Regions from separate parts of the Homo sapiens genome. Here region 1 is linked to region 2. A link is a contact called in ENCODE Hi-C or POLR2A ChIA-PET data. All regions are on one chromosome and are shown on one strand. Each heading gives the region's core, a stretch centred on a gene start or an enhancer-like site at or near the end of the contact. The rest is flanking DNA. Distances are from core to core; before and after follow the strand shown.

Region 1 (4,970 bases), core at 267-2,766, 260 kb before region 2:
AACTTCATATTTTTGGCTTTTAATAAAAGAAACCAGCCATATTTACCCATCAATTTATAATAACAATTAATGTTTTTAAAATATTTTGGTTTAAAACACTGAGAAAATGAAAATCACTACTTACAATATACAATAAACCAAAAAGCACATCATTAACATGAATAATACACAGATTATTGGCAAAAACATTTATAATCTAAAAACTTCCACAACGTTGAAATTAAAACTGTCAGATTCCTTTTTTTTTTTTTAAAGGAAAATGCAGTCTTTAGGATTACCATATAATATAACCACCAGATACATTTATTTTATTTTCTGTTTTAACATGTCACCTCTGGGCATTGTTTAGATATTAAAATTGGGCAGTAAACCTATTTCTTAATCTTTTTTTAATTCCAAAAAAAATTATTTTGGGAAAGAAGCTAGGCTGTTTGTTTTGTCTTGTTTTATTAAGTGTAAATCTATGTTTGTACTTCTGATTTTGGAGGTTTAATAATCCTTTCCTTGATGCTGTAAATAGAAATTGGTCTCCCACCTCCCAGCAGTTTTCAGATTCTAGATTAGGAACCCAAGTGAGTGAAGAAATCTCCCAACCCCCATCAGGGACTACTCTAACTAGAGAAAAATCAAAGAAAATACTTCAGGCACTACATCCTGCCTTTATCCAACTTCAGGAGGCTGAGAGACAGACACACTAACCAAAACGGGGCACAAGCGAGAAATGGCTGTTCCAGAAAGAAGCAACACACAGAGCCTCAACTCGCACAAAGACAGAGCACCAATTACACAGAAAACCACCACCAAAGGAACCCAGAAACACTCAGACATGCTTTAGAGATGCCTTAAAATGCTCACGTGGAAAAGAAAGAGAAAATAAGTTTAAGAGATTGTATCCTTTTATTTTTAATTTTTAAAAATGTAATTAGTGACTTCATACTTTTTCCTTCTTTGTATAAAATTGCTATTCTGATGTGCACATGGGTACTAGAAACAGTCATTAAAAAGATAATAATATTTGAGCATAGTGCCTGCCTGAAGCTGGGTATTTTGCCTGTGATTGTTTTTTTTTTATTCGGTTTTATTTTACTTTTTTAGAATACACACATGGTATAAAGTGAAAGAAAGGCATACTGTAGGCCTCTGTGAGATGAAACAGCGTAGCAAAATCTGAATTTTATACTTAGTTTTCAAACTATTGAATAATATCCTAGGAGACCTCTTAGGTCTTAACTGGATTAAAATGAATATATTTGTGCTCCGGCTCTTTTCAGCTAACTAATGTGCATGTGAATTGATAGTGTGCGAGGGAGCAGGCGAGAGCAAGTGTATATGACACCGGGAGTTGATGCAGGGGCCAGGCCGAGTGTGACTCTGTGAAGGAGCGTGCAGGACGGTGTGGGCTGCCTGGACAGAGTGAGAAATGAAAATTAACAGGCCTTGGGGTCTGGTGCGTTTTGTCCAGAAACACAAGAGAAGCTTAGTTGGGATGAGGGGGGAGGGGCAGGGTGTTGGTGAAGGGAGGGTGGAGAAGGAGGTGTGGCGTGTGTGTGTGTGTGTGTGTGTGTGTGTGTGTGTGTGACTCTGAGGTTTCAGTTATGGCTGAGCCTTGGGTTTTTGTTTTGGCGGTTCCCAGCATAAATAGGCTGAAGTTTCAGGTTCAGGGTGGAGTGCATGCCAGGGGATGGGATCGTCGTTCTGAGTTTCTCTTTCTGGCCCTTCTCTATGGTTGCTGCTCAGAACATTGCTGCTGTGAAGGAGTAGGGGGAGAAGCAAGGGATGGGGGTCTGTCTGCAGCTGCCCCTCTCACACTTGAATAAAAGAACTTTTTTTTTCAGGGGTAGGGAAGCTGTGAATACCTTTCCCAATAAGAGATGAGGCATATTGAAAACTATATTAAATTACCCTGATTAACAATTTAGCCACGAACAGGGGAGCTTTGGGAGATCTCTATAGGCAGGACTGGGGGCTATTCATGCCAGCAGCTAAGAGGTCGAAAGGTTTCTGAAGTTCACAGGCTCAGAGCCTTTGTTATGCTAACAGACAATCTCAAATCAGCTGCCTAGTGGAGTGTGAAATATAAATGATTCCTTGAGAACTTCCAATAAGTTGTCACTCTTGCTCTCCAAATACCAGGACAGGCTGCTAATTTCTAGCGGGCCCTTTTGCAACATTGCTAGCCCTAAATGAATGCCTTTGTAGTTCAAATAATCTTTTCAAGGGAGCTGTCCTATCATCATAGCCCAAATGCATCTTGGTTTTGACTATTAAATGAAAATCAGGGCTCAACTGTGCTTGACTTTTCCAAGCGCCCGATGTTTGGGAAGGATGGTGGCAGCTCTCATGCACAACAAGTTAGCACCCACCGCAGGAGGGCCAGGGCATTAATAACAGCCCACAGCCCCGAGCTACCCCAACTCTCACCCCCACTCCCTACTGGGAACAAAGCTCCTGGAGAGATTTACGTGACTTCCCTTGGGCTGGACTACCTTCCTCTTTCAACCACACCAACATTTCTTTAATTTATGGACCCTCTATCCAAGAGGATAGCCAGCTGACCTGCTAGCATCTGACTGGTCACTTCGAAGCATCAACTTTGGGGATGGATCTATTCATTCTTCAAGGCAGACAAGGCCAAGGGGAAGAGGGCAAGGTGTGTGTCCAGGCCATGCCCCTAGTATCAGATGCCTGTGGATATTATTTTATCATTTTCCCATAAGAAGGATGTGAACATGGCTTATGATCTTGAGTGTGACCTTTGAGCAGGTCCCGATGGATAGAAAACCAGTCCTGGCTCTCGGAGTCTAAATTGCAAAGCTTTTAAAATAAGGAAAAGCACCCCCATTCTAAACCTCAAACAAGCTGAGGGGAGTGAGAATGAGAATCTATCAGGGAGAGTGTGCTCAAACATTCTTATAGAAAGGACAATGCAATTTATACAAATAAAGAAAACACACAGACAAGAGGACAGAAATCAAAGGAAATTAGAAATCCATCTGCATCAGCCTTCACAAAGGAAAGGATAAAACCTTACAGCTTGGGTCCTGAAAATTTTGATATTTATGACTCCATGACCTCCACTTCCTTGCTGAAATATAAAAAGGTCCATGATATCACAGAAGACTCAGCTTTTTCCAAACAGAGCAGGTTTGATTTTTGAGGCCAGGAATGGGAAGAAATCAAATGGACTACATTTCTTAGTATATAATTAGGGTAAGTTTACATTCATATAAACAATATTTTAAAATACTTCGTTAAGTAACTTTATGAAGCTGGATGATACAGCCATACAGAAAACCCGAGGGCCTTGATTTCCTATCATCTTATTGTTCTTCTAATTAAAATGATTTTAAATAATTACATCAAAAATATTCTGGGGGAGTTAGTTTCTACTGGTATAGAAACTGGTTTAAGTAAACACTTCTTTGTACTCTAGGTATACTAAAACTTATGACTATTAAAACATGAATTAGATATAAGTAAGAATGGTGGCATAACTTTCATCAGTTTTGAAATCATCTAGCTTACATTTTAAAATCTTTTTAAAAAAGCCGGGGTACACAGTACAATTGTAAAGGACTCTGGGATTCAATTCAGAGATTTTGGTCCTTAGATAGGAGCCAGTGTTTAAGAACCAGGTCATCTTTGTCTTTCAAATTCTTATTTGTTTCACTCAGTAAAAGAATCTGCAAATAATATTGCTTAGGAAAATTCGTTCAGATTACTGACATTACAGGAGTAAAAGTTTATGGTTTCTTCTGCCAAATGTCAAAATTAGACAATAATGTATTATTGATCCACTCACACCCTTCTCAGAGGGACTTAGCATCCTTGTTATCCTTATTTTATAGATAGTAAAGTGACTGGCTTTGGATGCACTTCTAATTATACAAAACAGAAGGCAACATTGATAGCTAAAAGTTCGGCGTATGAGAGACAATGTGCCTAAATTTAACTTTTCATCTCTTTTCCATTTTTAAAAATTTAATTAATATTAAATGGTAGAGTATCAACACGTTATTGACACATCCTGGACATTCAAAAGACAAATACATTCCCTGTGCTTTCCAAATACTTATTTTACCACTTCGAAGTGTCCTCTCTCTTTCCGTCTTTAACACATCAAAACAGGGAAGAAAGCGCTTTTGTGTTATAACTACAGAGAAAACATTTGAGAATGTGTCAATGCACTGAATACCAGCACCAGTTTGGGGGTTGGTTTGTTTTTTCCCCCTGCCGTGGTATTTCTTTTCCCTCTGCTTTTGCAGTCTTTAAACTCTGACCACTTTGAGAAAAGCAATGGTTGAAATGAAAAGTTAGAACAAATTGCATCAAACCTGTGTGTTGCCAGAATATGAGCATGATGAAAGCAGGGTTGGGACATTATGGAGCCATAGCTGCTCTCCACACACAGAAAATTAAAATAAAATAAAACGTAAAAGCTGTTTCTGTTTCTCTCTCTCTCTTTCTTAAATACCTATGACCTAAGAGAAAGGGAATTCCTGTTTAAAAAAAAGTTTCCAGGGTTGCCATTTCTCCATAGTGGGGGTGTCTGAATGCGCGTGTTTATGTGCGTGCATGTGAGTGTGTGTTTGGGGAGAAAAGAAAGAATGGGGAGGAGGAAGGGCAGATAACTTTACTGACATATTAATTCTTTAGATAGCAGTAAATGAATGGTCCAAATAGACATTTGTTTCTCTTAATAAGTTTTGTACAGGTCTCTTACAAGCTGTGGCATATGCTTCATTTATATGTATATTTATTTAGAAGGTTAGAGAATAATAGGTGTAGCTTGGCTATAGTAGCAGTTATTATTTAAAGTCCAAGAGGTTACAACTTTCCTTCTACTCTAAACGTGAATACAAAGGTCTCTTGTATATGCCTCTTGCTTTATGTTGAGGGCCAATTAAAAATAAAGATAATATTCTAACTGTCGAGGCTTAGGAGGCGAAAGAATGAGGCTAAAAGGCAAA
Region 2 (5,100 bases), core at 1,921-4,420:
CCACTTTAAATTTCTTCACAGTAGAGTCCTGGGCGAAGAGTGAAGATCCTGGGATAAGGGTGTTTGTGGGTTCTTTGAATGGAAGCCCACCCAGGGCACCTGGCTGCAGAGTAGGGCGTTGGCACCGCCCGGATCGGTAGCCCGCCGCCTGCGCCTTTCCACCATGCCCAGGCACAAGTTTCCTTTTCTCTTCGTGCAGCAAAGTAAGAATGCCCCAATTTTTGAGGAATCTAACTCTTCTGCTGCATTAAAGGCCCACATGCTCTATAGTTTCACATTTTACATTGGCCCTGAGAATGAGGTTATTAGTCTCATAAGAAAAGATTGGGCAGTAAGAAATGCTAAAAGATGGAATTCCAAATTGGCCCCTGCAGTAGGAGTGTGCGTCACCCCGGCCTTGGCTGGGTCGCCAAACACTGTCGAAACTTTCTGGCTGTCTTTAGAAGATACCCTCTACTAGTCACTTGACGGGCAGGAGGTGCAACGCGGAAGGAAACATCACGGATTGGGGGTACTGGAAACTTTTAAAAGGTCTGGAAAATCCCTCCGATTTAGTGGATGCTTTTCCGCGGCAGTTTAAAAACTGAAAGGCAACATAGAAGCTTCTACTTTAAAAAGGTAGCCCTGGTGATCCAATCCCGATCTTTTGGCTGGCAAAGAGGCAATTGCCTGAAAACGAAATTGGCATTCAAAAAGGGTCAGGTACAGCCCAGAGTCCCTGTACTCATTTTAGACTCAAGAAAAGGCGCTTCCCATCCCTAGCTCTTTTAGAAAGAGAAAGGAAAAGGAGGAGAAAGCAGAAAGGGGGGAGAGCCGAGAGCGCAAGAAAGAAAGAGAAGAGGGGGATATTTAGCAAGTTAAAAGGTTAAATGTTTGAACAGATTTGTAAATATATAGACAACCCTTGTTATTTGGGATGTGTAATAATGCCTTTTTGTGGCGCTGTCTGGCTGGGAGGCTGCCGAGGACCGCTCCCTGGCACCTTCTTCACTAGGAAATGAACAGTAAGTTCATGGACTCAAAAAACAAAAACAGGGCTACCCTCCTTTGGAGGAAAGGGAATTCTCCCTCTATTCGGTCATTGAAAAATAAAAAGAAAAGAAGAAAAAAGAAAGTAAAAGGAAAGCAGGATCAATGAGATTTTATTTTTCTTAGGTATGATTTTTCAGGGAGCAACCCAGAAAGCTGTCTTCAGGCTGAAACAATTTCAAAGTATTGTTTAAGCGGATGACATTCTCCAGCACTCAGTTATCCATTGTGCATCTATTATATCTTTGAACTCAACTCTCTTGTCTAACAAGGTTGTGTGTGTGTGCCTGTTGTGTATGCGTGTGTGTTTAGAAAACCTAGGTTCCCCAGTGGTGCTTCCTTGGCTGAATAGGGTGGGTTTCTTTCGTTTTTCTCGCATTGGTGTTTTCTGGACAACTGTACTGAGCGCTGTTGATGGCATCGGTGCTCTGCCCGTGCCCGTGGGCGGAGGACATAGGCTGTGGGTGTGTCCCGCCCGCAGGCGCGCGTGCGTGTGTGCGTGTTTGTGTGTGTGTGTGTATACACCCATTCTCTGGTGTGCATCAAATGGAGCCTTTTTTTTTTCTTGCCCGTGTCTGCGTCCTGCGTATATTAGTATTATGCAAATAGAGTCATTTCGCTTGAGTATTTTTTTTGGAGGGGGAGGGGATGAACCATTTTAATTCTTCTCTAGTATTTTCTCGGCAGTCTTTCCACTGAGTGTGAATTCATTTGGATGCCTTTTCTGAGGTCCGTCTCTGTGTGTGTGTGTGTGTGTGTGTGTGTGTGTGTGTGTGTGTGGAGGGGGAGACTGCGTGCCGGTCAGTGGGTGTGTGCCTCGGTGTGTGGAAGAGCGTGCACAGCCTGTGAGAACCTTGTGAGCGATATGTGTTCTCTCCAGGTGTTCTGTTTGTCTCTACCTCCCGTGCTTTGCGTTCTCGGAGGTGATTATGTGCATATTTACATATATGTGCCTATTCTCTTGCCTTCATGTATTGTCTTTCTCCACAATCCAGACATTGCATATATATTCTCTTATCTTTTGGCAAAGTGCCTTTTTTATTCCTCGAAGAATATTTATTGATGTGATAATCTGAAATGAAAAGTGGTCTCCCATGAAGGAGATGGAAGAGAAAGGAGTGTTCATCTTTCTTAATAGATGGGGCAGAGCCAGTTGACTGGATCACAGGGTTTCTCTGCACTTTCTGCGTGTGTGTCTGTGTGTGGGGGGTGGGGGCGGGGGCGGGGGCGGAGGCGGGGGCGGGGGAGGAGGGAAAAGGAGCCTTTAACCAGAACAAAGATAGGCCATCGCGCCCCCTTGCGGACAGGCTGCATATTGCGCCGACCAGGCCCGCCCCGGCTTTCTTTAGTCGAATGAATCTTGTAATTTCCTCCGTTAAACCATTCAGGGGCCGCCTCTCAGACCCAGCCCCCGGCCATCAGCCAATCACCAGGCGCCATGCAAATCATCTCTTCCGTTCTCCAAACCCGCGTCAGCCTCTGCGGCTGCTCTGGCCACCCCGCCCCAGCCTCATTTCCTCCCCTCCCCTCCCCTTCCCTCCTTCGCCCCCGCCCGAGCAGCTGCCGGGGAAGAGGGCAGTGCTGGGTGCCTCATGCATATTCAGACCGATCCTCCTCCTCCCTCCACCTCCTGCCCCCTCCTGCCGCCTCCTCCCTTTTCCCCGGCCGCGCCCGCGCTCCTGGACGCGCAGTTCTCCGAGCTCTGGTCCTGAGCCGCTGTTTCCCAGAAGAAGGCCTACGTGAGCTCTTGGAGCAGACGAGGGAAAGGGAGGAAGGCTCTACCCTTAAAATCCTCTCGAAGGTCAAGTTTGAGGCTTGCCGAAAGGAGGAGAAAAGTGTCGAAAAATGCCGCTACAGGGTTTGCGGGAAGGTTCTGCACGGAGACTGGTTGGAAATGCCTTTCTCCCCCTAAATACCAGATTAATTTCTCTGAAACACACAATGTATTTGTCATGCCCAAAGGATGATGATAGATGGTTTTTTAAGCCCAGAGTAAAGTGTGCATTTGTCTTGTATATCAAGGCTACAATGAAACCACGAAGAACTGGAGAGGAGATCACCCAGCGTTGGCTGCTTAATAGGAGCGGGGAGAGCGAGTGAGGAGTAGAGACGGGGGGCGGGGCGAGTGGTGGCCCAAGACCTGCTCCAGGTGGGCTGTTCCCTGTCGGCTCCTGGAACAGGACGGGTAAGCCGACTAAGAGCGCAAACGGGGACCCATGAAAAGAAAAGAAAAAACAAGATCCGGGAATAGTTTGTTACTGTTATTTACATCCAGACTCTGGTTTTCCGGCCCTTTACAGCTGCTGGTGAAGAGTATTCAAGCTTTGAATACTGCTCTGAACTGACCTTGAGGCACATTGAGAGGAAAAATCACTGGAGAAAATCGCGGTTTGTGTAGTGCTTTGAGATCCTCTAACGCGAAAGCAAGAGAATTGTGAAGTGACCTTGTTTCATAGATCTCTCTACGTCCACATTGGAATACTAAGGGACTTTTTAGTGAGAATTGAGTCAGTTCCCCCTTAAATCTTACACCGCAGAGAAGTGAGTAGAGACCGCAAGATTTAAAATAACATTTTGTCAGCTTTTATTCTTTCAACACATTTTTATGGAGTGGTGCTTATTGTGTGCCAGGTACACAGCATCTTTTTCCATGCGAAACACATTACGCAGGCAGTGATTTGCAGGTGTACCGGAAATTAGGGAAAGGGATAGGAATTCTGGATGCTTTCTGTTCTGGAATTGCTCATTGTCTTGCAAGAAGAAGAGATATAATAACAGATAAATATGGCACAGTGTAACATGGAGCATGGAAACAGCTTAAATATCTGTCAAAAGTGCAGTGAATTAATGTATTGGCATATCCCTACAGTGAAATACTCTTTATGAATTGACTATCTTAAAAGCAATGTTGGATGAAAAAAAGCAAATTGCAAAAGAATACATGTGATATTGGCCGGGCGCGGTGACTCACGCCTGTAATCCCAGCACTTTGGGAGGCCGAGGAGGGTGGATTACGAGGTCAGGAATTCGAGACCAGCCTGGCCAAGATGGTGAAACCCGTCTCTACTAAAAGTACAAAAGTTAGCCAGGGGCGGTGGCAGGCGCCTATAATCCCAGTTACTCGGGAGGCTGAGGCAGGAGAATTGCTTGAACCCTGGAGGCGGAGGTTGCAGTTAGCCGAGATCGCTGCATTCTAGCCGGGGCAACAGAGCAAGACTCCGTCTCAAAAAAAATGTGATATTGATGCAATATTAATATCTATTAACGTAAAATTATCCTTCCCATAACAATTTGTTGGTACGTAACTATGTAATAAAAGTATAAAAGCATGTTGGGGAAGAATGCGTGCGAACTCCAGCATGGGGGAGACCCCTGGAAGAGAAGGAGCCTTTATCCACATGGATATTGGCTATATGAGTAATGTTTATTTCCTTAAAAAAATCTTAGAAAGAAGCCAGAACATAGAGAGGTATGGGAAGGCTTTACAGAAGAGCTAACTTTGAAGCTAAGTTCTTGAAAGTGATAAGCAGGAGTTTAGTAGGAATATTTGAAAGACAATTCTTCTTCTTGAATACATGAGAATGAGAAATATAAACTATGTGAAGCTTTTGAACTTTTGATATTTAGGTTAAATACAGTACAATTCACTTTTTCAGGGATATAAATTCTTTGAGTTTTACCAGTGTGTAATGTAATCACGACCACAAGCAAGAAACAGAATTTCATCATCCCCCAAAACTTCTTTGTGCTGCCCTTTGCAGTCAATCCCTCCCAATATCCTGTAACCCTGGAAACCACTGATCTGTTTTCCATTCCTGTAGTTTTGCCTTTTACAGAATGTCATATAAATAGAATCATACAGTATGTAGCTTTCTTCTGTGTGGCTTCTTTTTACTAGCATAATGGATTTGATCTTCATCTGTGTTGTTGGGTGTATCAACAGTTTGCTCTTTTTGATTGCTGAGTAGTATTTCATTGCATGAACGTACCACAGATGGTTTATCCTTTTAAAAGTTGTTGAAGGCCATTTGAGTTGTTTCTGATGTACAGTTTTTTTTTAATTTTTTTATT

What was found. A loop is a pair of places that touch in the nucleus more often than their neighbours do. ChIA-PET counts read pairs that join two places held with the same protein, here RNA polymerase II (POLR2A). Pooled maps may share reads with other maps.
Region 1: a map of dorsolateral prefrontal cortex shows a loop between it and region 2 (12-fold over the local background). The contact joins two enhancer-like sites. A Hi-C loop is called at or near these places in 7 of 168 maps with a recorded cell type or tissue (Caco-2, astrocyte of the cerebellum, dorsolateral prefrontal cortex and 2 more), 1 of 37 single-sample maps with no recorded cell type and 4 of 50 pooled maps. POLR2A ChIA-PET finds 5 or more read pairs at or near these places in 3 of 52 experiments (HEK293, WTC11 and activated CD8-positive, alpha-beta T cell).

The regions. Positions count from the first base shown.
Region 1 is chr5:88,394,222-88,399,191 of GRCh38, reverse strand. The region is part of intron 2 of TMEM161B-DT (TMEM161B divergent transcript); the gene reads right to left. Among named protein-coding and RNA genes, the nearest start is that of LINC02060, 42 kb to the left of the region's middle. RefSeq lists enhancers at 1,601-2,477, 1,744-2,855. Within about 2 kb of position 1,516, at least 2 of the 41 ENCODE cell types and tissues checked have a DNase peak (open chromatin) inside an H3K27ac peak, as active enhancers do; they include dorsolateral prefrontal cortex, where a contact is called at or near this core.
Region 2 is chr5:88,138,906-88,144,005 of GRCh38, reverse strand. No RefSeq gene overlaps it. Among named protein-coding and RNA genes, the nearest start is that of TMEM161B, 130 kb to the left of the region's middle. RefSeq lists a silencer at 2,518-2,567 and an enhancer at 2,430-2,931. Within about 2 kb of position 3,170, at least 9 of the 41 ENCODE cell types and tissues checked have a DNase peak (open chromatin) inside an H3K27ac peak, as active enhancers do; they include dorsolateral prefrontal cortex, where a contact is called at or near this core.